Linked DNA regions of Homo sapiens: regions 2 and 3 are each linked to region 1. The links are chromatin loops, found by intact Hi-C in ENCODE. Cell type or tissue: endothelial cell of umbilical vein. All regions are shown on one strand. Region 1 overlaps NF1 (neurofibromin 1). Region 2 overlaps NF1 (neurofibromin 1). Region 3 overlaps NF1 (neurofibromin 1).

Region 1 (8,000 bases):
AGAACTAGATACTATGATCATTCTGTTTCATACTACCTTGGCTTTTTCAAGATATATTTTGGTGTAAACGTAATGCATTTTAATTGTTTTTTTTTAATGACTTTCCAAGATTTTTGTTAGTTTCTCCTTTGATCCTTACAGTAAAACATCTTTGCTGTGAAGTTGAACTTAGGAATCACAGTCACACCACATTTACCTATGTGTGATTTATACAGTTGGGTCACTAAGTAGGAAGAAAACATACATTCCAAAAACAAGAATTTAGATGAAAAATGAATTTGAGAAAAGAAGTAGAATATCAACTTTTGACATAGTGTTGAAGCTTTTGGTTATGAGGGATGGGGCTGACAAGTCACTCGTACTTTTACATTTTTAATTAATGTGCTCATTAGGAAAAAAATTGGAAAATTCAGAAAAATAAAAGGAAAAAGTTACCCACAATCCTATCATTCTAAGATAGATAACCACTGTTTATTAACATTTTGGTGCATTTCCTTCCAGTTTCTTTTTTTTATATACTTGAGGTCATAGTATGTGAACAACTTTATAGCTTGTTTTGTACCCTCAACATTTAACAGGAGATAAATAAGGCCTTTAAAATTATTTGAGGTTTGACGGTTATTTGCTTCACAAAACAGAAAGTGGAATGTTCTTAGCACTTTTTTGAAGATACCTTCACCCTAGTGACTTCATCTACATTACTACAATTTATGTAATTGTAATTCTCAGGAATAACACTGTGCCCAAACAGAAGCATTGCCACCCATGTCATGACTGTTTTCCCCTCAGAGTAGGCCATGGTCTAGTAGTAGCAAGACACACAAGAACGAGCCCCAGGGTAGCAGATTGCTGGCAGAGAGTCACAGGGCCTTCCTAGTGGTCATCCATGCTTCATGCCCCTCCTGCATGCGGGCCAGCTCCAAGTTGTTTCAAACCTTTGTCTTTTTAAGGTCCTAGTTTTGCCTGAATCTTATTTTCTATTAAAGAAACAACTCAGAATTACTGGACTTGAAACTTGTAGGCCAAATGCAAATTTGAGGAAATGGAAGGTCAAATACGCTGACAAATTCATAATTTTAAGTGGAGGATGCCAAAGGGAAAAAAAAAAGTTCTATCTTTTCAACTAAAAATATTATACCACTCTCTGGAGATCAGGGATTGCATGCTTTGGGGCTCTGAATTACAGGTATCTAGCTATCACATTTTAAAATGGAAGTGTTCAGTTCATTCAGTATTAATTGAAAATAATTTTTCAATGTATTGAAAAAATAACTAGATTTTACAGGAAAACAAAAATGAATAATAATGATCTTTACCCTTCTCAGTGCCTTTACTCAGTAGAGGAAGATGGATGTACAAGTTGTAGAATCATAGGCAAGTTAATTTAAAAGCAAGGAAGGAGAAAGTAGTTCTGGCAAGAGACAGAATAATGCATCATGAAGGAAAAGGATATGAGAAAAAAAAATATGGGTTGAATTTTATCTTGTAGAGATACGCAAGACAATTAAAAGAGCCTACACAAACATACATCCCAAAGAAGCTCAAGGCACATTCCAGAGATCATGAGCAGCTTTCTTTCAGTTTTGTTATTTCTTTTGTAAATAGCTCTGGAGAGGATGCAAATAAATATACAGAAGAGAATTTAAATAGACCAGAATTCTGTTACCCAGAGAAAAGTTCCATGAATGTTTCTAGTCATCTTTCTATGCATATGATTAGATTAGATTAGATTAGAACATGACTAGCCTTAAAAAATTTAATAAGGGTTTTAAAAAAGATTTGAATAGAACAGATTTTCAGTGGTGGTTCAGCTATGCTCACCTCCTGGAGAAATGTCGCTGATGTTTTTCCTTGCACTCATATGCCTGATGCAGTGCACATGTTCATAAACAGTCACTGACAAATGCCCATGTTCCTTTGACAGCAGTTCAGATTTTCAAGACAGCAAATCTCTGTTGAGCACGTGTAAACCAGGCCACGTGCTTACAGATGCCTGATACTCTTGAGTCGAATTCAGAGCTGAATCCAAATGAAAGATGAGTGGCTCCTAGAGGGAGGTCATCCCAAGTTCATTTCCTGTTCATGAGCCAACAAATAACTAACTGGGTAGATCTATGTACATTTTCTGTAACATAATGAATACTTCTTGACTTGAAATATTACTTTTTGTCCAAAAATGGAAATTTTTCTATTCTAAGATTTAAAATTTCAATATATAAAGAAGAATAAAGTACAAATTAGCTGAAATCTTGCCATACAGAGGTAAAATATATTTTTTAGTCCTTTGGCTTCTGACAGAGATAAAATATTTTGGCAGATGTTTACCCAGCCCTACGCCCTCTCCCCACAGTGTGTGGGTGTTTTTTTCCTACTCCAAAAATTGTGGTCATCTTTTTGTATCAGTAAATATCAATCAGTAATGTACATTTTGATACAAATTACTAAAACGTTCTGCAGCTGTTTGCTTTCCCGCCAAAATTTATGCCAGCAGTAAGTATAATCAGTCTAATTTTGGGGGTAAATTTTATTGATGTTTAACAGAAAAGTTCACAAATTGCAAGTTTTCAGCTTAGTGAACTTTTAAAATGTAAACACACTTGAAAATCCATCATCTACATCAAGAAACAGAACATTACCAGCATCCCAAGAAGCCATCCTCATGCCCCCTTAAGTCACTACTTCCGCAAGGGTGACCACAGTCCTGTTACCCAATTTGTAATCTTTCCTAATGTGATAGATAAAAATAAAAATCTTATTTTAGTTTCTGGTTACTTTTCTGAAGTTACTGCTTAGATTATTTATAATATTAATTGGGGTGGGGTGCAGTGGCTCATGCTTGTAATCCCAGAACTTTGAGAGGCCAAGATGGAAGGATTGCTTGAGACCAGGAGTTCAAGACCAGCCTTGGCAACATAGTGAGACTCTATCTCTAGACAGAATTTTAAAATTAGCTGGGCATGGTGGCATGCACCTGTAGTCCTAGCTGTTTGGGAGGCTGAGGCGAGAGGATAGCTTGAGCCTGGAAGTTCAAGGTTATAGTGAGCTATGATCACACCACTGCACTGCAGCCTGTGCAACAGGGCAAGACCCTGTCTCTAAATAAATAATCAATCATTGTTAGGCCCAGGTTTTGGAGGTTTAATCTCCTCCTCAAGAGAAATAAATGGCATCTGTTTAAGGTTGCAGAATGTGAAATGACTTGGCATAGCTGAAAAGAAGCAAAGATTCTACAGTATGACCTTTGTGATATATTATTTTCTCAGTAAATAGTTTCTTTGGGATAGGCACTGTGATTAAAAAAATAAAAGCATCTTGAGTTTTCTTTGAAGTGACAAATTTGCTGGAAAGATCAGTACTTTCTGCTGCTGGAGAGTATATTCTGTTTATAAACATGAATGAGGATGTGAATAAGGCTAGAAGATGACCTCTGCTGGAAGTTTCTGGTATGATTTGGAGGAAGGAGCACTAGTCTTCCCTGGTGGCTGCTAGCCTTTCATTTAGTTCAAGCCTGCCAGCCTCTAGCTTTTCCTTGCAACTTGTCTTTTCATTTTTCTTGTGCTATTTTCTGCTATGATAGCAAACTTTGCATAACAAAATGTGAAGTTTTCCATGTGACATTAACTTAGTAAACATTTTAGCAATTGACTATTAAAATGAAATGTGCATAAACAATTTGCCAGGTTGTATCTTATCACAAATATAGTCATGTGCTGCATAACAACATTGCAGTCAACAACAGAACACATATAGACAGTGGTCCCGAAAGATTATAATACTGTATTTTTACTGTACCTTTTCTGTGTTAGATATACAAATAGTTAGCATTGTGTTACAACTACATAAAGTACACAATATGGTAACCTGCTGTACAGGTTTGTTGCCTGGGAGAAACAGGCTATACCATATAGCCTTGGTGTGTAGTAGGCTATGCTATCTAAGTTCATGTAAGTACACTCCACAATATTTGCACAGACAAAATCGCCTAATGATTGTTTCCTAGAATGTGTCCCCGTTGTTAAGCGACACATGACTGCAATGAAATTCAGTCCTGGAAGGAAAAGAAGAAGTAACTGGCTGTTCTCTTTTTCTCCAGGAATCGACAAGGAGAACGTTGAACTCTCCCCTACCACTGGCCACTGTAACAGTGGACGAACTCGCCACGGATCCGCAAGCCAAGTGCAGAAGCAAAGAAGCGCTGGCAGTTTCAAACGTAATAGCATTAAGAAGATCGTGTGAAGCTTGCTTGCTTTCTTTTTTAAAATCAACTTAACATGGGCTCTTCACTAGTGACCCCTTCCCTGTCCTTGCCCTTTCCCCCCATGTTGTAATGCTGCACTTCCTGTTTTATAATGAACCCATCCGGTTTGCCATGTTGCCAGATGATCAACTCTTCGAAGCCTTGCCTAAATTTAATGCTGCCTTTTCTTTAACTTTTTTTCTTCTACTTTTGGCGTGTATCTGGTATATGTAAGTGTTCAGAACAACTGCAAAGAAAGTGGGAGGTCAGGAAACTTTTAACTGAGAAATCTCAATTGTAAGAGAGGATGAATTCTTGAATACTGCTACTACTGGCCAGTGATGAAAGCCATTTGCACAGAGCTCTGCCTTCTGTGGTTTTCCCTTCTTCATCCTACAGAGTAAAGTGTTAGTCCTATTTATACATTTTTCAAGATACAAGTTTATGAGAGAAATAGTATTATAACCCCAGTATGTTTAATCTTTTAGCTGTGGACTTTTTTTTTAACCGTACAAAACTGAAAGAACCATAGAGGTCAAGCCTCAGTGACTTGACACCATAAAGCCACAGACAAGGTACTTGGGGGGGAGGGCAGGGAAATTTCATATTTTATAGTGGATTCTTAAGAAATACTAACACTTGAGTATTAGCAATAATTACAGGAAAATAAGTGCGACCACATATATCTTAACATTACTGAATTAAAACTATGGCTTCTAAGTCCTTATCCAAACTCAGTCATCCAAACTAGTTTATTTTTTTCTCCAGTTGATTATCTTTTAATTTTTAATTTTGCTAAAGGTGGTTTTTTTGTGTTTTGTTTTTTGTAAACCAAAACTATACTAAGTATAGTAATTATATATATATATATATTTTTTCCCCTCCCCCTCTTCTTTCCTAACTAATTCTGAGCAGGGTAATCAGTGAACAAAGTGTTGAAAATTGTTCCCAGAAGGTAATTTTCATAGATGTTTGCATTAGCTCCATAGCAAAATGGAATGGTACGTGACATTTAGGGTAGCTGATATTTTTATTTTGTTAAATAATTTCCAAGAATAGAGTATGGTGTATATTATAAATTTCTTTGATAAGATGTATTTTGAATGTCTTTTAATCTTCCTCCTCCTCTCCAAAAAAATCAGAAACCTCTTTAAGAAAACATGTAGGTTATATATGCTAGAATTGCATTTAATCACTGTGAAAAGACTGGTCAGCCTGCATTAGTATGACAGTAGGGGGGCTGTTAGAATTGCTGCTATACTGGTGGTATGGATTATCATGGCATTGGAATTTTCATAGTAATGCAGATCCAATTTCTTTGTGGTACCTGCAGTTTACAAAATAATTTGACTTCAGTGAGCATATTGGTATCTGGATGTTCCAATTTAGAACTAAACCATATTTATTACAAAAAGATATTAATCCCTCTACTCCCAGGTTCCCTTTATATGTTAAGATATAATGGCTTTGAGGGGGGAAAAAATAAACCTAGGGGAGAGGGGAGTTTCCTGTAGTGCTGTTTCATTAGAGGATTTCAGTAAATTAAATTCCACAGCTAATTCAATAAATAATGGTACATTTAAGTGTTCTGATTTTAATAATATATTTCACATTTATCCACACAGTAACAATGTAATATGTTAATGTAAATAAAATTGGTTTTGATACTCAGAAATAACAAGAATTTAATTTTTTAAATTTGTTTACAGTCCTGGGAAAAGTAAGAATTATTTGCCAAAATAAGAGGAAAGAAAACCTTAGTATTATTAATGAGTTTACCATAGAATTGTTGGAAATACTGAAGACAGGTGCAATTTACTAAACTTTTGTTTTTAAACTATTGTAGAGGCTGCATTAGAAGAAAATGTTTATAATGACAGAGCAACTATGACTATATAAAAAAGCTGAAATTAGAACTGTGTTTAGAAATAGATCAGTAACCCAGTGCCAAGGATGCCAAGCTGCCACCATGGTCTTGGCTCTCCCACAACCCAGTGTTTCTGGGGTAAGTTTCACAGTTTCTAGGCCCTGGAATAGCAGGCAGTGTAAGCCTTTGATAACTTTAGTTCGATGTTTTTCTTGTTTTTGTTTGTTGGTTTGGTGCATATGATAGTGGGTGTTATGCTATTTTGCTCTTCCCATCAAAATAAAGAAACTTCCAGAGGTTTACTGTTAAAAATACTGATATTTCCATAAACGGGTTTACCAAGGGTGTAGTATTTCATACCGCCTGAAATGATCAGCATTGGCACAAATCAAAATTCAGCCGCCTTTGAAATGCAAAAATACCTTTGACTAGTAAGTACATCCTAGGAGTTTGAAAACTTAACTAAGGTTTAAAATTTACCTTGTTTAAAGAACTTCTGACTTTTGAGGAAAATCTAGCTTTCCAAGTAACTAAAATGTACATGAGATAAACCTCTCACCACTATGTGTCCCTTGAGAAATGCAACACTTTTTTAGTCTTCATACTTGTAATCTATAAAAGAAATTCTGAAGTTTAGACCAAGTTGCCCATTTCTGCGTAATTGACATAAGTTCTGTTAAAAATATTATAAGTAATTCGTTTCGGTTTGTAGATGTTTCCCCTGACTTGTTAAAGAGGAAACCAGGAACTCAGTCATGTTTTTGTCCTGGATAATCTACCTGTTATGCCAGTACTCCCATCCGAGGGGCATGCCCTTAGTTGCCCAGATGGAGATGCAGTTCAGTAGATTTGGGGCAAAGTGGCTACAGCTCTGTCTTCCATTCACTCAACACCTGTTCATGACTGAGCCAGGTGCCCAGGACACATCCTAAACAGTCAGCTTCTATCCTGTGTCCTAGTTGGGGAGACAGAGTGCCAGCCAGCAACCCTCCCAGGTTTGTAGGTTTTAGGGGTTTTCAGTTTTGTTTGGGTTTTTTGTTTTTTGTTTTTGTTTCTACATCCTTCCCCGACTCCCAGGCATAATGAGGCATGTCTTACTCAATGTTATGCAATGGATTTAGGCAAAAATTCATTCTTAGTGTCAGCCACACAATTTTTTTTAATGCAGTATATTCACCTGTAAATAGTTTGTGTAAAATTTGACAAAAAAAGTATATTTACTATACTGTAAATATATGTGATGATATATTGTATTATTTTGCTTTTTTGTAAAGCAGTTAGTTGCTGCACATGGATAACAACAAAAATTTGATTATTCTCGTGTTAGTATTGTTAACTTCTTTTTGCGACTGCGTTACATCATTTAAAGAAAATGCTGTGTATTGTAAACTTAAATTGTATATGATAACTTACTGTCCTTTCCATCCGGGCCTAAACTTTGGCAGTTCCTTTGTCTACAACCTTGTTAATACTGTAAACAGTTGTACGCCAGCAGGAAAAATACTGCCCAACAGACAAAATCGATCATTGTAGGGGAAAATCATAGAAATCCATTTCAGATCTTTATTGTTCCTCACCCCATTTTCCTCCTTGTGTATGTACTTCCCCCACCCCCCTTTTTTTAAGTAAAATGTAAATTCAATCTGCTCTAAGATATGAGGAGTTATTTAATTTCTTCAGATGTATCGAGCTCTGTTTTCTTCCCCCCGAGTCCTCCCAATCTTTTGAAACATTAAGGCCATTTTCCTTAAGGATGTTTTTGGCTCTCCTACTCCCCGTGAGAAAGATCTTTCCATTTCCAGAACTTCTCCACACTAAAAGTGAAATATTTTTGTGAAATGCTTTTTTAGGGCCTGCCAAACTCAGGTGAGTCTGTTCTCTGGGATAAGCTGGCTT
Region 2 (8,000 bases), 120 kb before region 1:
TATCAGGCTGAGCCCTGTCTTTGTTCATATAATCCAAATGATTGTAGAGTAAGATGTAAAGAAAACTAAGTAGGTAGTTTTCTTAAAAGGGTGTAATTTAGAATACAGTGTTCATCTGGTTTCATCTTTCATGCCTTATCTAAACTTTACATATAATAAAAGCTTTATGGCTGGGCACAGTGGCTCATACCTGTAATCCGGGCACTTTGGGAGACCAAGGTGGGAGTATCTCTTGAGCCCAAGAGTTAAAGACCAGCTTGGGCAACATAGCGAGTCGTCTCTACAAATAATTTTTTTTTTTTTTTAATTAGCCAGGCGTGGTGGTGTACTCCTGTAGTCCCAGCTACTCGGGAGGCTGAGGCAGGAGGATTGCTTGAGCCCAGGTGGTTGAGGCTGCAGTGAGCTGTGATTGTATCACTGTACTCCACCATGAGTGACAGAGTAAGACCCTGTCTCACAAAAAAAAAAAAAAAAAAAGAAAACGAAAAAGCTTTACATATAAGTTTCTAAGCTGTACATATAAATTATCTAAGCTTTAAATATAGATTTTTAAAATTCAAATCAAAATTTAAATTTATAGACATATACTTTTGTTGTGTCCATTGAAGATTTTATTTTTGATTATATTAAGTAAATTTGCCTAGCTATGATCAAATTGATTGGATTATAAAGACGTTTCTAATGCTTCAGCCTTCTAATTCTCAGCATATGTGAGTTTAACATAATGTACACCATCATTGTTGAAATTAATTTGCTGCTTCTAACACTCTTGTTCAGTGTTATACTAATGCCATTTTGTAGTGTATCACATAATTAAAATTCAGGCTTTCTGTGTTTCTCTAGAGCATGTTTTCTAGCCTTTCTAACACTGCTTTATTTATTAAGATTATGTCTAAAATTGTTTCTTGAAATGTTTTTTTTTCTACTAGAGTTATTTTCAAAAAATTTTTTTTTAATTTCTGGGTAACACCAAGTTTTGGAATGTATTTCTCAGCACAGGTAATACGAGCTCCTCATGGAAACAAGGGGAATCTAATTGGTAATTCGAGATATTTTAGAGTACATTCCAAAGTATGAAGACAGTATACTCATAAATTTAAAATGTTGTTTTATGGAGTTGTGTGCTTTAACAAAACCTAATGATATTTAAGAGCAAGCTGACTTTCTTTTTGGGTGTATATGTCATGGATTGGAATATGTAAAATATAGAGAGAAGATCTGGCTTCTAGTATATAGCTGTGTAGTCACATTACAAATAACTGTTTATTATTCTCAAATATATAGTGTATAATGAGGTTTACTTTGAAAGTTAACTGTCTGCCTAACTCAGGGAGAATGCAGTAACTAAGCATATATGGGTAGTAATGCTCTTGCTGAAGTGTAGTTTATGACTACATGCATTCGCGTTATGTAGTCAGCTTTTACCAAGGGAAGAAAGGGTACATTTGGCTGATAACTGGTCTCAACACACAGACTGGCCCAAGTTTGACCTTTTATGCAGAATGTCTTTTGGATCCAAATTAGATTTTTATGGATTAAAAAAAACACTAGAGCATGTATGTATTATGAGGTAAAATTACATTGATGTCAATTAGTGGTGAATGAAAAAAAAACAGTCCTTTTATAAGTTGACTTACGAAACTTGTTATGTAGCATTTTTATTGGTTTTTAAAATCAGTTTTTAGTTCCAAAATTATATTGATTCTGCCATCAGTGATACATATATTTATATGATACATGAGACAGTATGTGTTCCTGAGGTGTCGATATTTTGGGTTTTGACATGAATTATTTTTAAAGATGTGGAAGATGGTAAAAGTGTAGTACTTTTCATAAAGTTTACAATATGCTTTTGGGAAATCACTCAGTTTTTCATTAAATTCTGAGGCTGAGTACCATTAAATCAGGTGTAAATATGAGTCACATTTTAAAACTTCTTTGTCCTAGAGAAAACCGGTAAATAGCTACTTTCAAAGAAGTATTTTGTCTAATTGATGATAACCATTACAAATTTCCTTGTTCCTTCTCCACTCCCAGTGCTTCATTTTACTAGCATAAAAAATAAAACAGTATTTTGAAAGCTCTCCATGTGTTTCACAGCAGGTTAACATTTTATAAACTAACTGGTTCTTTGAAAATTAAACTATGGGTTTTAGTTTTGTAAAAACTTTTAGAATTTTAATGAGTTAAACGTATGAGATGCTAATTCTTTTAAAATAATCTATTTTAAAATAATTATAAAGCAGTTTTTAATCCTTTTCCCTCCTGCTAACTCACTCCTTAAAGGCTTTAAAATGTTATAGGTTTCTTTTGTCTGCCTTTATTTATTTATTTATTTATTTATTTTGAGACAGTCTCTCTGTCACCCAGATTGGAGTGCAGTGGCACGATGGCTCACTGCAACCTCCACCTCCTGGGTTTAAGCGATTCTCCTGCCTTAGCCTTCCAAGTAGCTGGGATTACAGGTGTGGCTCCACCATGTCCAGCTAATTTTTGTATTTTTAGTAGAGATGGGGTTTTGCCATGTTGGCCAGGCTGGTTTCGAACTCCTAGCCTCAAGTGATCTGCCCGCCTCGGCCTCCCAGAGTGCTGGGATTACAGGCATGAGCCACCACGCCCAGCCAGAGAATTGTCTAAGATTAAAATTTGGGAGTTTTAGAAAACCACTCAGTAGCAATGATGGTCTATGAATATTCTAAAATTATGTGAAGAATTTTGTGTGTGTGAATGCATACATTCATTTTTCTAACCTTTATCAGATTTCAAAGAGGTTCCTCGTCCCCAGAAGGTTCAACACCGTACTGGAATAGTCAAAGCACTGGAATTTTTTCTTAATTTTACATCTTTCTATAGTTTTAGCTAAAACTTCTGTATCTAATTCTAAATGTATATATTTGAGCTAAAAATAAATGGTATTTAGGTTTTAAAGCCATTCTAATAAAGCAGCTATATTTAGTCACCTTCACCAGTTTCCCCTTATTTAAGGGTTAAGGTTGTTCTTCATGCAATAAACACTGTAACATAAAGAAAGCTTCCTGAACTATGTGTAGTGTAACTGAAGATGGAACTATATTAGTTACAACTGACCTCTTTTTATCACCTCTTACAAATATTTTCTCTAAAATCTAGTTTTTACTAACTTCCTGTTAGAGATTATAGAAAGCTATTTTGAGGTTATAAGCAGTGATAACACATTTAAAATGTGGACTGCATGAAGCACTACATTGAACAAGATGAAGTGAAATAATCCCCATTTTTTCCAGAGTTAATCTGGAGTCAGCCTGTCATAATTTGTGTCATAATTTCCTGTCATAAATTATGACAGGAAATATTTATTGAAGCATTGTGAAAAAAATAGCTACGTGATATTCCGCATGTAAATCTGGGTCCCCTCCCACCAATATCCTTTGAAATGAAGGTTTATCCTTGACATCACAGAATATTGAGTGGAATGCTACAGTTTTGTAGTCACTGCTACTTTAAACAGCAGTTTAGCCGCACTAAGCAAGAATAGCTGTAGAGATTAAAATGTTACATTAAGTGTTCTTTAAAAATGAACATATATAGTATATATAAAAATGTAAACTGCAAAATATAATTTTCATCTATGACATGATTTAAAGCAGGGGACTCTGGAAAGGGATGGGAGCTGAACCAGTTTTATAGCACTCTTCCCGAGCTAAGGTACCTTTTTATCTTAATGTAGAATGTTTTATAAAGGGAAAATCATCCATTTTAAATATTGGGTTCACATTGCTTTTCAGGCTGGACAACCATTTCTTGAGTTCTTAAATTATTTTTATTTGACAGAATTATAAATTGAGGTAGACATAGGGGTTCTCTCTTCTGGTGAGATCCTTTTTTCTTTTAGGTCCCCAAGAATTCCCATCCCTCCATGGTTTAAATAATAGGTAGGTTCTTGTATTATAAAGGAAGCTGTGAAGAAAAGGCACTGGCAGTAACATTACTTGTAAGTAAGTTTTTTTTTTTCTCAGTAAGAATCTAATATTTTATTTTGTATATGGCAAGCATTTTTTTCTTAAATTCAATTGTAACTGGTACACAACAAAATGTAAATATGTACTATCAGGTATAGGATGTTTTGGGGGTGTGCTGTTGAAAATTTAGTTTCACGTTATAAAGTTGACCACACTTTCATGTCTGTTAATCTTAGTAAATTATGATCATCTTTGTGTGAAAAATTTGGTCTGCTTTCATTACTCATCAAACATGCAGTATAAGTGATGATACAGTGAAGATCTTTTTTCAGGTTTCTTCTACCCATCTCATCCATGAGGTTTTTCTTTCCTCTGAGATACCTTAATTGTACTTTAATATGATATAAGACTAGAATTGAGAGGAAACTTTATTTTCTCATGTTTTGGGAGAAGAAAAAAATAGAAATATGTCATTCATGAGGACTGATTGATTCAGAGTTTTTATGCAAAGTTTGACCTTTGAACTCTTTGTTTTCATGTCTTTATATTAATTCAAACCTTATACTCAATTCTCAACTCCTTGTTTTTAGGTGGTTAGCCAGCGTTTCCCTCAGAACAGCATCGGTGCAGTAGGAAGTGCCATGTTCCTCAGATTTATCAATCCTGCCATTGTCTCACCGTATGAAGCAGGGATTTTAGATAAAAAGCCACCACCTAGAATCGAAAGGGGCTTGAAGTTAATGTCAAAGGTGAATTATTTTGATAATCTAGCTATCTTAAATTCCCCTTCCAACTAAATTTTCAGCTTTTCTTACAGTACTTCCTCTTACATTTATATTTGAAATACCCTATGGTTTTCAGTTATGTGCTTTTGTTTTATTTGTTTATATTACAAAGGAATTCATTAGTTAGGTACCTGATGGACCTTATTTTCATGATAAAACATTTTATTATAGCAGATGTCTTGTGTTATGAAGATCATTTTTTGCGTAATCATTCTAGACATTCTGAAACAGACTAGAATGTAGACTATAGGATTTTTTATTTTAAAAGTCATTAAACATTTTTAATATGTATTTTTACATGTAAATATAATAATTATATTTGGGAAGGTTAGAAACACTACCTAAAATAATTTATAGAATGAGGAATGTTTGATTTTTAAGTACTAGCAGAAATTATATCAATGAGAAAATTCATGTTTTTAAAGAATGTCTTAATGTATAGACTTCATACAATAAATAATCTGATTATTTATAACCCTGTTTTATTGTGTAGATACTTCAGAGTATTGCCAATCATGTTCTCTTCACAAAAGAAGAACATATGCGGCCTTTCAATGATTTTGTGAAAAGCAACTTTGATGCAGCACGCAGGTAATTTTCTTGCCACTTACTCAGTTGCTCTGTTTGAATCAAATATTTTCGGTTTCACATAAATCCATGTACCTGTTTTACATGAAGTTCCTGTGTAAGTTTTTTTCTTTTCCTGCTCTAGGTCAAGACATAGCTTGTCTTATTTTATTTTACTATAAAAGACAGTCATGAAATAAATTAATATTTTTTATAATTTGGTAGTGATTTTCATATTTGAAAACCAAGAGGGATTTTTGACATGTCTAATTAAATAAAGGATTTGAGGATGGTACAATATGTGGACAAGGAAGAAGTAGGATTCTTTTTATTTAAAACTAAAACCAAATTGGTATCAATAATACATAACAATGTTTAATAAGGTTTTTTTGATGTTAGAGTATTTGTGATACTTAAATTTGGAAGTGTATCTAAACTAAAATGTTATTCTTTAAACCAAGTCAAACAAACACATAAGATTTTGTTTATGAGGAACTGAACTTTATGATTTTAGAAAACTTTTCTGCTAGATTTCTATAACTAGTTATTTCACTTTATTTCTCTGAGTTATTGGTCTATCTGTAAAGTAGGGATAAACTCTTTGCCTGAGTTGTTTTTAGAGAAAAAAATGAGATAATTCATAAGAAAGCGCTTTGTAAATTTATGTCTGGAATTCTGCTTTTCATGCAGTGTGAATCTAATTGATCCTCATCATCTAAGCTAGCCTTGTACAACTCTCTCTTCCAGTTTATCATCATTGTAGTTGTTACTGACTTTTTTTCTGTTAGAGAAATTGGAGTTGAAAAGGTATATTGCTGAATGACAAGCCATGTTGGAAAGAGAGTGAATGTCAGCATAGGATTCATATTCTGGCACTCTGTGTACCCATACAAAGTTAAAAGGATCAAAGTTTTAATCCTGGCTCTGACCTAGCAGGCTATATATCTTTGGGGAGGTCTTTCGTCTGGACCTTCATTTCCTTATCTGTAAAATACTAGCCTCTTTCCAAAGTTTCATCCATCTTAATTTTGTTGTTGTTTAACTTCAGAGCCTACTTTGAAGCTGAAGCCGGGTATCAGAAATGGAAAGCCAACTTTCTCCTTGTCCTTTTTGCTTTGTCTAATGTCAAGTCACATTGTGTGAACAAGCCCTCCATATTTGTAATCTTAGTTACTTCACAAAGTTACTTCTTATAAATTTAATTCAAACATAAGTCTGGGTGTATCTGGTGTTGAAAATTCTAATGACTTTGCATTTTTGAAGGTTTTTCCTTGATATAGCATCTGATTGTCCTACAAGTGATGCAGTAAATCATAGTCTTTCCTTCATAAGTGACGGCAATGTGCTTGCTTTACATCGTCTACTCTGGAACAATCAGGAGAAAATTGGGCAGTATCTTTCCAGCAACAGGTAAGATTTCCCAGTCATGGGGATAGTGAACACTCTCCGTTTAAATTTAGATTAATACAATTATTGGTCATGAATAGTGCTTTTTACTTTGCATCTTCTTGGACTAAGAATTATGGTTTAGAAAGAGAAAGATTCTTTTTTTCAAAAAAATACAAACAAAAGGTTAAGTCATATTAAATAATCAACAAACCTACCTAGGTTCCAGTGGTCATTATTATTATTTTTTTGTCAGGTTAAGAAATCACAGATTTGCTCTTTGGGTTTTTATGGCTTGCAGATTGTTATAGATCCAAAGAAGTTCAGATTAGCGTTGGCATTTGACTCTGAAGAACAGCCAATTCGTAGGAATTCAGTAATTAAAATATTGTCAGTGTTTTAATTCTATGATAAACTCATTCGTGATACTCTTAAGTATATGCAAATAAAGCTTTATATAGAAAATACCGGCCTGGCACAGTGGATTACACCTATAATCTCAGCACTTTGGGTGGCTGAGGCAGGCAGATCACCTGAGGTCAGGAGTTCGAGATCAGGCTGGCCAACATGGTGAAACCCTGTCTCTACGAAAAATACAAAAATTAGCTGGGCATGGTGGCAGGGGCCTGTAATCCCAGCTACTCGGGAGGCTGAGCCAGGAAAATCGCTTGAACCCAGGAGGCAGAGGTTGCAGTGATCCAAGATCGCACAATTGTACTCCAGCCTGGGCCACAAGAGCTAAACTCCATCTCAGAAATTAAAAAAAAAAAAAAAATACTTAAAAATCAAAATTATTAATTTGGGCATTGTTTCATTAGCTCTTATTAGTCTCTTGTGTAACATAAATTACTTGCTGTCCCATCTAGTTATATAAACTTGTAAAGGGACCAAATTCCTATGTATGAAGAGTTCCTTACAAAGGAAGAATGAGTCCAAATTATTTTTAAATGCCAATAAAAATGATTAGCACATTCACGGGAAAAGTAGTGGACTGTGAAGCTAAGGGTAAGCAATTGGGAGATGGGAGTTTAAATGACAGGGCATTTTAATCTTTTATGAATTATTAATGGATTGAAGTAGACATGGTCCTGAGGTCTTTTTGGTGCTGTTTACAAATCAGCTGACAGTAAAAGGAAAAGCAACCAGTTACAAGTTAAAGAAATGTGTAGTGCTAAATGTGAACTGCTAATTTTTTTTCTAAGTAGTTTGCTGTATCTAGGGATCATAAAGCTGTTGGAAGACGACCTTTTGATAAGATGGCAACACTTCTTGCATACCTGGGTCCTCCAGAGCACAAACCTGTGGCAGATACACACTGGTCCAG
Region 3 (8,000 bases), 130 kb before region 1:
TTGTGTCTCTGCCTAGTATATATTCAGTATTCGCTGAGTTCCCCGACTGTATGAGAAGAGAGTAGAACTCTTCTGATCATCAATCTTATTTCTGCTCTGTGCAAATGCTTGTACAAATCAAACTAAATTCTTTGCTGTCATCTTCTGTTTCTGCTCTCTTTCATTTTGTGATGTAATTTGAGCTGAATCTTGGAGATTTTGTCTCCTAGTAAAGCGTAGGCCTCTCTTAATAGCTTTTACCGGTTAATCCTTGGAATTAACAGCTATCATAGACATTGTATATAGTCATCTATCATAAACAATGTACACTGTTAAATCTCAGGATAAATATTAATCAGTCATCATTTGCCTTAATTTAGCAAGTGGTTGTCAACTTTGGGTTTACATTTTTGCTACTCTTTAGCTTCCTACCTAAGAATAAAAATGGGATTGTTTGCACTAACCTGATTTTGTTTTGTTCTCAGGATGAACTAGCTCGAGTTCTGGTTACTCTGTTTGATTCTCGGCATTTACTCTACCAACTGCTCTGGAACATGTTTTCTAAAGAAGTAGAATTGGCAGACTCCATGCAGACTCTCTTCCGAGGCAACAGCTTGGCCAGTAAAATAATGACATTCTGTTTCAAGGTTTGTATCATTCATTTTGTGTGTATGTGTGTGCTGAGGTATGTCAAGTAATGATTATGTACAGAATGTGCAGGGCTGATTGTCTTCTTTTAAGGTAAAATATATGGAGCAGGTATAATAAACTCCTATTCGTGCATTTCTGTAGGTATATGGTGCTACCTATCTACAAAAACTCCTGGATCCTTTATTACGAATTGTGATCACATCCTCTGATTGGCAACATGTTAGCTTTGAAGTGGATCCTACCAGGTTTGTCATCTTTTCACATAGAACCGCTGTTTTTTGTTTTTTTTTTTTTGTTTGTTTGTTTTACTAACACTGCATGAAGCAAGGCACCTTCTCCCCTTGATCATTAAAATTAGTTTTTAATTATAAAAGTTATATACAAATACACGTTTCTTTAATGATATCTGTAATTTTTTTTTAAGGTATCCTTTTATTTGCCTTAGATCCAGGGACAAACTAGAGAAAGGTGTCTTTGACTTCCACCTCCAGAGACTGTTACTAGTTAAGTCTGTTCCCCTGTCCTTTTTCCATGCATTTACATATTCATATGCAGTCACTTGCATGCATACTCTTTTTCTAACTCACTTCTTCTATGATGAGGAGTGACTTAGGAGAAGGGAAAGAGGCTAATAGGTAATGCAGGCTGCAGTTTATTTATTTGTCATTTTTTTAAAAATTTGAGACAGAGTCTCACTCTGCCATTCAGGCTGGGGTGCACTGGCGCAGTCTCGGCTCACTGCAACCTCTGCCTCCCAGGTTCGTGTGATTCTCCTGCCTCAGCCTCCTGAGTAGCTGGGATTACAGGTGTGCGCCACCACGCCCAGGTAATTTTTTTTTTTTTTTTGTATTTTTAATAGAGATGGTGTTTCACCATCTTGGCCAGGCTGGTCTCAAACTCCTGACCTCAGGTGATCCGCCTGCCCTGGCCTCCAAAAATACTGGGATTACAGGTGTGAGCCACCATGCCCAGCCCAGAGTGCAGTTTAAACCACCATTTCTGTGAAGCTTTCTCTGCTTGTTACCAGGTACTACCCACGAACAAAGAAATATGCTTTGTTCTGTGCTGTGCACCACCATTGTAACAATTGTGACGATTTATGAGTTTCTCTCTCCTCTAGACTGTTTGCTCTTTTACATTTTTACATCTTTATATCCTTCCATGAATATTTAGCATGGTGTCTGCCTTATAGTGAACATTTTATAAATATTTGTTAAGTGAATGAATTTTAACGGAATATCTTATGCTTGCTTTTTCTAAGCCACATGTTAAGATGTTCTTGTCTGTCTTTCAGTTAGGACTTTATTTTTTACTTTTAAGTTCAGAGCTTCTTGATGATTGTTCTTCCTAAATAATCATTATTTAGCAACTGTGTATCAGTTGATATTTTTGGCTCTGCATTTGCTGAAGTATCAACTGTAATATCTATTCAGAACTCCAGCACTAAGCCAATTTTTGTTAAAATAGTTAAAAACTTAAAAGCAATTTTTATATTTTTATTTACTTCTTATTTTTTGAAATGGGGTCTCACTCTGTCACCCAGGCTGGAGTGCGGTGGCACCATCTCGGCTCACTGCAACCTTCCTGTGCAGGACTCAAGCGATTCTCCCATCTCAGCCTCCCAAGTAGCTGGGATTACAGGCATGCACCACCATGCAAAATACAAAATTTTTGTATTTTGGTAGAGACGAGGTTTTGCCTTGTTGCCCAGGCTGGTCTCAAACTCCTAGACTAAAGAGATCCACATGCTGTGGCCTCCCAAAGTGCTGGGATTACAGATGTGAGCCACCACGCCTGGCCAAAGCAATGTTTTGTAAAGCCTTGTATTTTCTTGCCATTAAGCACTTTCAGTTTTTTTCTTGACAACTTCTCATGTCTACTTTTTTTTTTTTTTTTTGCAATTTTCAAGTGTACATAATACATTATTACGGATTTTATGTTAATTTTGTGCCCTACAATTTTACTGAATCTTATTATTAAGCAATTTTACTTTCTAAAGGTTAAAGAATTACTTAGAGAGTGAACCAGCTGCTTCAAATAAGTTTACTATACAAAGTGCTGTGGTCCAGATAAGAGAACTAGATGGCAAACAATATACTCAGGTTGCTTAAAATCAAACTGAGGCCCACTCTGACATGTCAAGAGCTTGAAAGTCAACACTCCTGTGTTCACAACATGAAAAAAGCTAAAAAACTGAAAATCAGCAGCTCTTAGATCCATCAGAGAATTTAAGTCCACTCCAAAAACTGGAGAGACAGGTAAATGTATACAGAGAATCACAGTTTACCAGGAGAAGAAGCTGCTGGAGCCAGTAACTGGTAGGAAAGCTTAGATCATAATTGACGAGTTGCTGGAGGCTGAGCATGGAGTGCCTAGAGAGTTAAAACTCCTAGGGGCCTAGTCTTGCAGGGACCCCTGCACCTTTGTAAGTTTTACCTCCAGAAGCCTCATCAGGCTCTCATGGTGAAGATAGGAGAAAAATCCCTTTATGCTTTGGGCAGGGGAAGGGGAAAAGTAGCCATTTTTAAATATGACCACAGTGTTCTGTTATCCCTAGCAAAGGTTTGCCCTCAGGAGAAATTACTTTACCAGAGCTTTATTTGACTTAGAAGTTAGCCACCTCCAGCCCCCTCTAGCGTTTCTGTAAGAAGAGAGAAAAGGCTAAGAAACTCTTTGAGTCTGGCCTGGTGGCTCACATCTGTAATCCCAGCACTTTGGGAGGCTGAGGTGGGCAGATCACGAAGTCAGGAGATCGAGACCATACTGTCTAACATGGTGAAACCCTGTCTTTACTAAAAATACAAAAAATTAGCTGGGTGTGGTGGCACGTGCCTGTAGTCCCAGCTACCAGGAGGCTGAGGCAGGAGAATCGCTTGAACCCAGGAGGTGGAGGTTGCAGTGAGCTGAGATTTGCACCACTGCACTCCAGCCTGGGCGACAGAGCGAGACTCTGTCTAAAAAAAAAAAAAAAAGAAACTCTTTGAAGGTCACACTTTAAGGAATTTGGCCCAATAAAACAATGGAGATATAATCAGATTGTAGAGTACTTCCCTTCCCCAGTATCCCAGTTAACGGGGAAACCCAGGGACAACAAAAGAGACAGAAATAAGAGCACTAGAGGAAATGGGCGCCTACAGTTACAGCGAACATTAAACATAACCTAACTTCTAGGCAGATTAACAGAATGCCTCACACTAAAGTCCAATTTACCTCAGTTCCTATGACCCAATACATCTTGTCTGGCTTTCAACAAAACATTACAATGCATGCTAACAAAAAATGAAAAATTAGTCTGAGGAGACAAAGCAAGCATCAGAATCAGACTCAGATGTGGCAAGATGTATTGGAACTTTGAAATTGTCAAACTGAGAGTTTAAAATAACTAATATGCTAAGGGCTTTCATGGAAAATGGACAGTGTGTAAGAACAGATGGGTAATGTAAGCAGAGACATGGAAATTAAGAAAGAATCAAAAGAGAAGGCTAGAGAAAAAAGCTGTAACAGGGAGAATTCCTTTAGTGGGCTTATCAGTAGTCTGGGCACCACTGAAGAAAGAATTGGTGAATTTGTAGTTATATCAAGAGAAACTTCCCAAACTGAAATGCAAAGACAAACAGAAGAATAAATGAAAATGAAAATACATCAAAATTTGTGGGGTTTAATAAAAGCAGTTGCTTAGCAGTGTTAAATGTATGTTAGAAAAGAAAATCTAAAATGAATTATCTGAGCTCTCACCTTAGAAAACTAGACAAAGAGCAATACCTAAAGCAAGATGGGGGGAGGAATCAGAAATCAATGAAATTAAAAATAGGAAAAAAATAATGAAACGCAAAGCTAGATCTTTTTATTTTTTAATTTTTATTTTTTTGTGGGTACATAGTAGGTGTTTATATTTATGGGGTACATGAAATATTTTGATACAGACATGGAATGTGTAGTAATCACTTCAGGGTAAATGGGGTGTCCATCACCTCAAGCATTGATCCTTTCTTTTTTCTTTTTTGAGACAGAGTTTCACTCTTGTCGCCCAGGCTGGAATGCAGTGGTGCTATCTTGGCTCACTGCAACCTCCGCCTCCCATGTTCAAGCAATTCTCCTTGCCTCAGCCTCCCGAGTAGCTGGGATTACAGGTGCCCACCACCATGCCTGGCTAATTTTTGTATTTTTAGTAGAGACAGGGTTTCACAATATTGGCCAGGCTAGTCTTGACCTCCTGACTTCAGGCGAGCCGCCTGTCTTGGCCTCCCAAAGTGCTGTGATTACAGGCGTCAGCCACCGTGCCCGGCCTATCGTTTCTTTATGTTACATACAATCCAATTATACTCTTTTAGTGATTTTTAAATGTACAATAAGTTCTTGTTGACTGTAGTCACCTTGTGCTATCAGATAACCAGATCTCATTTATATTCTTTTGTACACATTAACCATCCCCGGTCTCCCCTTCCCCACCCCCCACTACACTTCCCAGCCTCTGGGTAACTATCATTCTACTCTCTATCTCCATGAGTTCAATTGTTTTAATTTTTTTAGCTTCCACAAATAAGAGAGCGCACGATGTTGTATTTCTTTGCCTGGCTTATTTCACTTAACATCATAACCTTCAGTTCCATCCGTGTTGTTGCAAATGACAGGAATCTCATGTTTTGTGTCTGAATAGTACTCCGTTGTGTATATGTACCACAGTTTCTTTATCCATTCTTCTGTGGACAGACACTTAGGTTGCTTCCAAATGTAGGCTATTGTGAATAGTGCTGCAACAAACATGGGAGTGCCGATATGTCTTCAATATACTGATTTCCTTTTGTTTCAGTATATACCTAGTAGTGAGATTTCTGGATCATATAGTAGTTTTATTTTTAGTTTTTTGAGGAACCTCCAAATGGTCCTCCATAGTATTATACTAATTTACATTCCTGCCAATAGTGTATGAGGGTTCCCTTTTCTCACTTTTCTCCTTGTCACCATTTGTTATTGCCCGTCTTTTGGATAAAAGCAACTTTAGGGTGATGTGATATCTCATTGTAGTTTTGATTTGCATTTCTCTGATAATCAGTGATGTTGAGCACCTTTTCATGTACCTGTTTGCCATGTGTATTTTGTTTGTGTGTTTGTTTGTTTTGAGACACAGTCTTGCTCTGTCACACAGGTTGGAGTGTAGTGGCGTGATCTTGGCTCACTGCAACCTCTGCCTCCTGGGTTCAAGTGATTCTCCTGCCACAGCCTCCTGAGTAGCTGGGATTACAGGTGCCTGCCACGATGCCCAGCTGATTTTTGTATTTTTAGTAGAGACAGGGTTTCACCACGTTGGTCAGGCTGGTCCCAAACTCCTGACCTCAAGCAATCCACCCGCCTCGGTCTCCCAAAGTGCTGAGATTACAGGCATGAGCTACCATGCCCAGCCATGGAATATCTTTTTTCTTTGCTTTATTTTCAGTCTGTGTTTTTCCTTATAGATGATGTCTGTTTCTTGTAGGCAACAGATTGTTGGGTCATGGGTTATTTTTGTTTGTTTTTAATCCATTCAATCACTCTTACGTCTTTTGATTGGAGAATTTAGTCCATTTACATTCAGTGTTATTATTGACGAGGACTTACTCCTGCTATTTTGTTATTTGTTTTCTGGTGGTTTTGTGGTCTTCTCTTCCTCCTTTTCTTCCTTCCTGCCTTCCCTTTAGTAAAAGTGATTTTCACAGATGATATGTGTTAATTTCTTGCTTTTTATTTTTTGTGCATCTGTTGTATGTTTTTGATTTGAGGTTACCATGAGGCTTGCCAATAATATTTTATGAGCCATTCTTTTAAGCTGATGACAAGTTAACACTGATGGCATAAAGCAGCAAACAAAGAAGCAAAAAGAAAACTAATAAAAACTCTACACTTTAACTTTATCCCCCTACTTTTTAACTTTTTGTTGTTTTTATGTATACCTTATTATACTGTCTGTATCTTGAAAAGCTGTAGTTATTTGTAAAAGGTTCATCTTTTAGTCTTCTCAAGATAGTAGTTCATACCACAATTACAGTGTTATAATATTTTGTGTATTTACTGTTACCAGTGAATTTTGTACCTTCAGATTTCTTATTGCTTGTTAATGTCCTTTTCCTTTTGATTGAAGAACTCCCTTTAGCATTTCTTCTAGGACAGGTCTGGCATTGATAAAATCCCTCAGCTTTTGTTTGTCTAGGAAAGTCTTTATTTCTCCATATATGAAGGATATTTTCACTGGATACTGTTCTAAGGTAAAAGTTTTTTTTTTTTCTTTATCACTTGAAATATGTCATGCCACTCTCTCCTGGCCTCTAAGGTTTCCACTGAGAAGTCTGGGGCCAGACATATTGGAGCTCCATTGTATGTTATTTGTTTCTTTCCTCTTGCTGCTTTTAGGATCCTTTCTTTATCCTTGACCTTTGGGAGTCTGATTATTAAATACCTTGAGTTAATCTTCTTTGGTTTAAATCTGTTTGGTGTTCTGTAACCTTCCTGGACTTGAATATTGATAAATATCTTTCCCTAGGTTTCATAAGTTCTCTTTTTTTTTTTTTTTTTTTTTTTTTTTGAGATGGAGGTTCACTCTTGTCGCCCAGGCTGCAGTGCAATGGTGCAACCTCTGCTCACTGCACCCTCCGCCTCTACCTCCTCTTTAAGGCCAGTAACTCTTAAATTTGCTCTTTTGAGGCTGTTTTCTAGATCTTGTAAGCATGCTTCATTCTTTATTCTTGTCTCCTCTGTGTATTTTCATATAGGCTGCCTTCAAGCTTGCTAATTCTTCTGCTTCATCAATTTTGCTTTTAAGAGACTCTTGATGCATATTTCAGTATGTCAGCTGCATTTTTCGTCTCCAGAATTTCTCTCTGGTTCTTTGTAATTGTTTCAATCTCTTCGTTAAATTTATCTGATAGGATTCCGAATTCCTTCTCCACATTATCATGGATTTCCTTGAGCTTCCTCAAAACAGCTATTTTGACTCCTCGGTCTGAGAGGTCACATATCGCTGTCTCTCCAGGATTGATCACTGGTGCCTTCTTTAATTCCTTCGGTGGGTCATGTTTTTCTGGATGGTCTTGATGCTTATGGATGTTCATTAGTGCCTGGGCATTGAAGAGTTAGGTATTTTTGTAGTCTTTGTAGTCTGGGCTTGTTTGTACCCACCCTTCTGGGGAAGGCTTTCCAAGTATTTGAAGGCACTTGGGTGTTGTTATCTTAAGTCTTTGGTCACTGCAGCTATATCTGCTTTAGGGGACACTCCAAGCCCAATAACGCTGTGGCTCTTGTACACTCATAGCGGTACCACCTTGGTGGTCTTGCATAAGATCCTGGAGAATTCCCTGGGTTATCAAACAGACTCTTGTTCTCTTCTTCTCTTCCCTTAC

Evidence for each region. Peaks named below come from ENCODE experiments on the same cell type or tissue, not always from the same donor. Only the 100,000 strongest peaks of a DNase experiment are listed, where the experiment ranks them.
Region 2: it touches region 1 in a loop (7-fold over the local background); 17 of 110 quality-filtered maps call a loop at or near these places.
Region 3: a loop joins it to region 1, with 4 times the contacts of the local background. A loop is called at or near these places in 8 of 110 quality-filtered maps.

Annotation. Positions count from the first base shown.
Region 1 is chr17:31,369,920-31,377,919 of GRCh38, forward strand. It overlaps NF1 (neurofibromin 1), which reads left to right. Exons shown (of 58, transcript NM_001042492.3): 58 at 4,094-7,756. The coding sequence ends at 4,236. Among named protein-coding and RNA genes, the nearest start is that of RAB11FIP4, 18 kb to the right of the region's middle. RefSeq lists a silencer at 1,792-2,086. In endothelial cell of umbilical vein, a CTCF peak has its summit at 3,440; DNase peaks (open chromatin) are centred at 2,012 and 3,432.
Region 2 is chr17:31,253,816-31,261,815 of GRCh38, forward strand. It overlaps NF1 (neurofibromin 1), which reads left to right. Exons shown (of 58, transcript NM_001042492.3): 32 at 4,529-4,687; 33 at 5,217-5,314; 34 at 6,554-6,700; 35 at 7,896-8,000. Among named protein-coding and RNA genes, the nearest start is that of OMG, 39 kb to the right of the region's middle. In endothelial cell of umbilical vein, no CTCF peak of the experiment used is centred here; a DNase peak (open chromatin) is centred at 3,296; H3K27ac peaks cover 452 bases.
Region 3 is chr17:31,235,147-31,243,146 of GRCh38, forward strand. It overlaps NF1 (neurofibromin 1), which reads left to right. Exons shown (of 58, transcript NM_001042492.3): 28 at 465-626; 29 at 772-875. Among named protein-coding and RNA genes, the nearest start is that of OMG, 58 kb to the right of the region's middle. In endothelial cell of umbilical vein, no CTCF peak of the experiment used is centred here; a DNase peak (open chromatin) is centred at 3,785.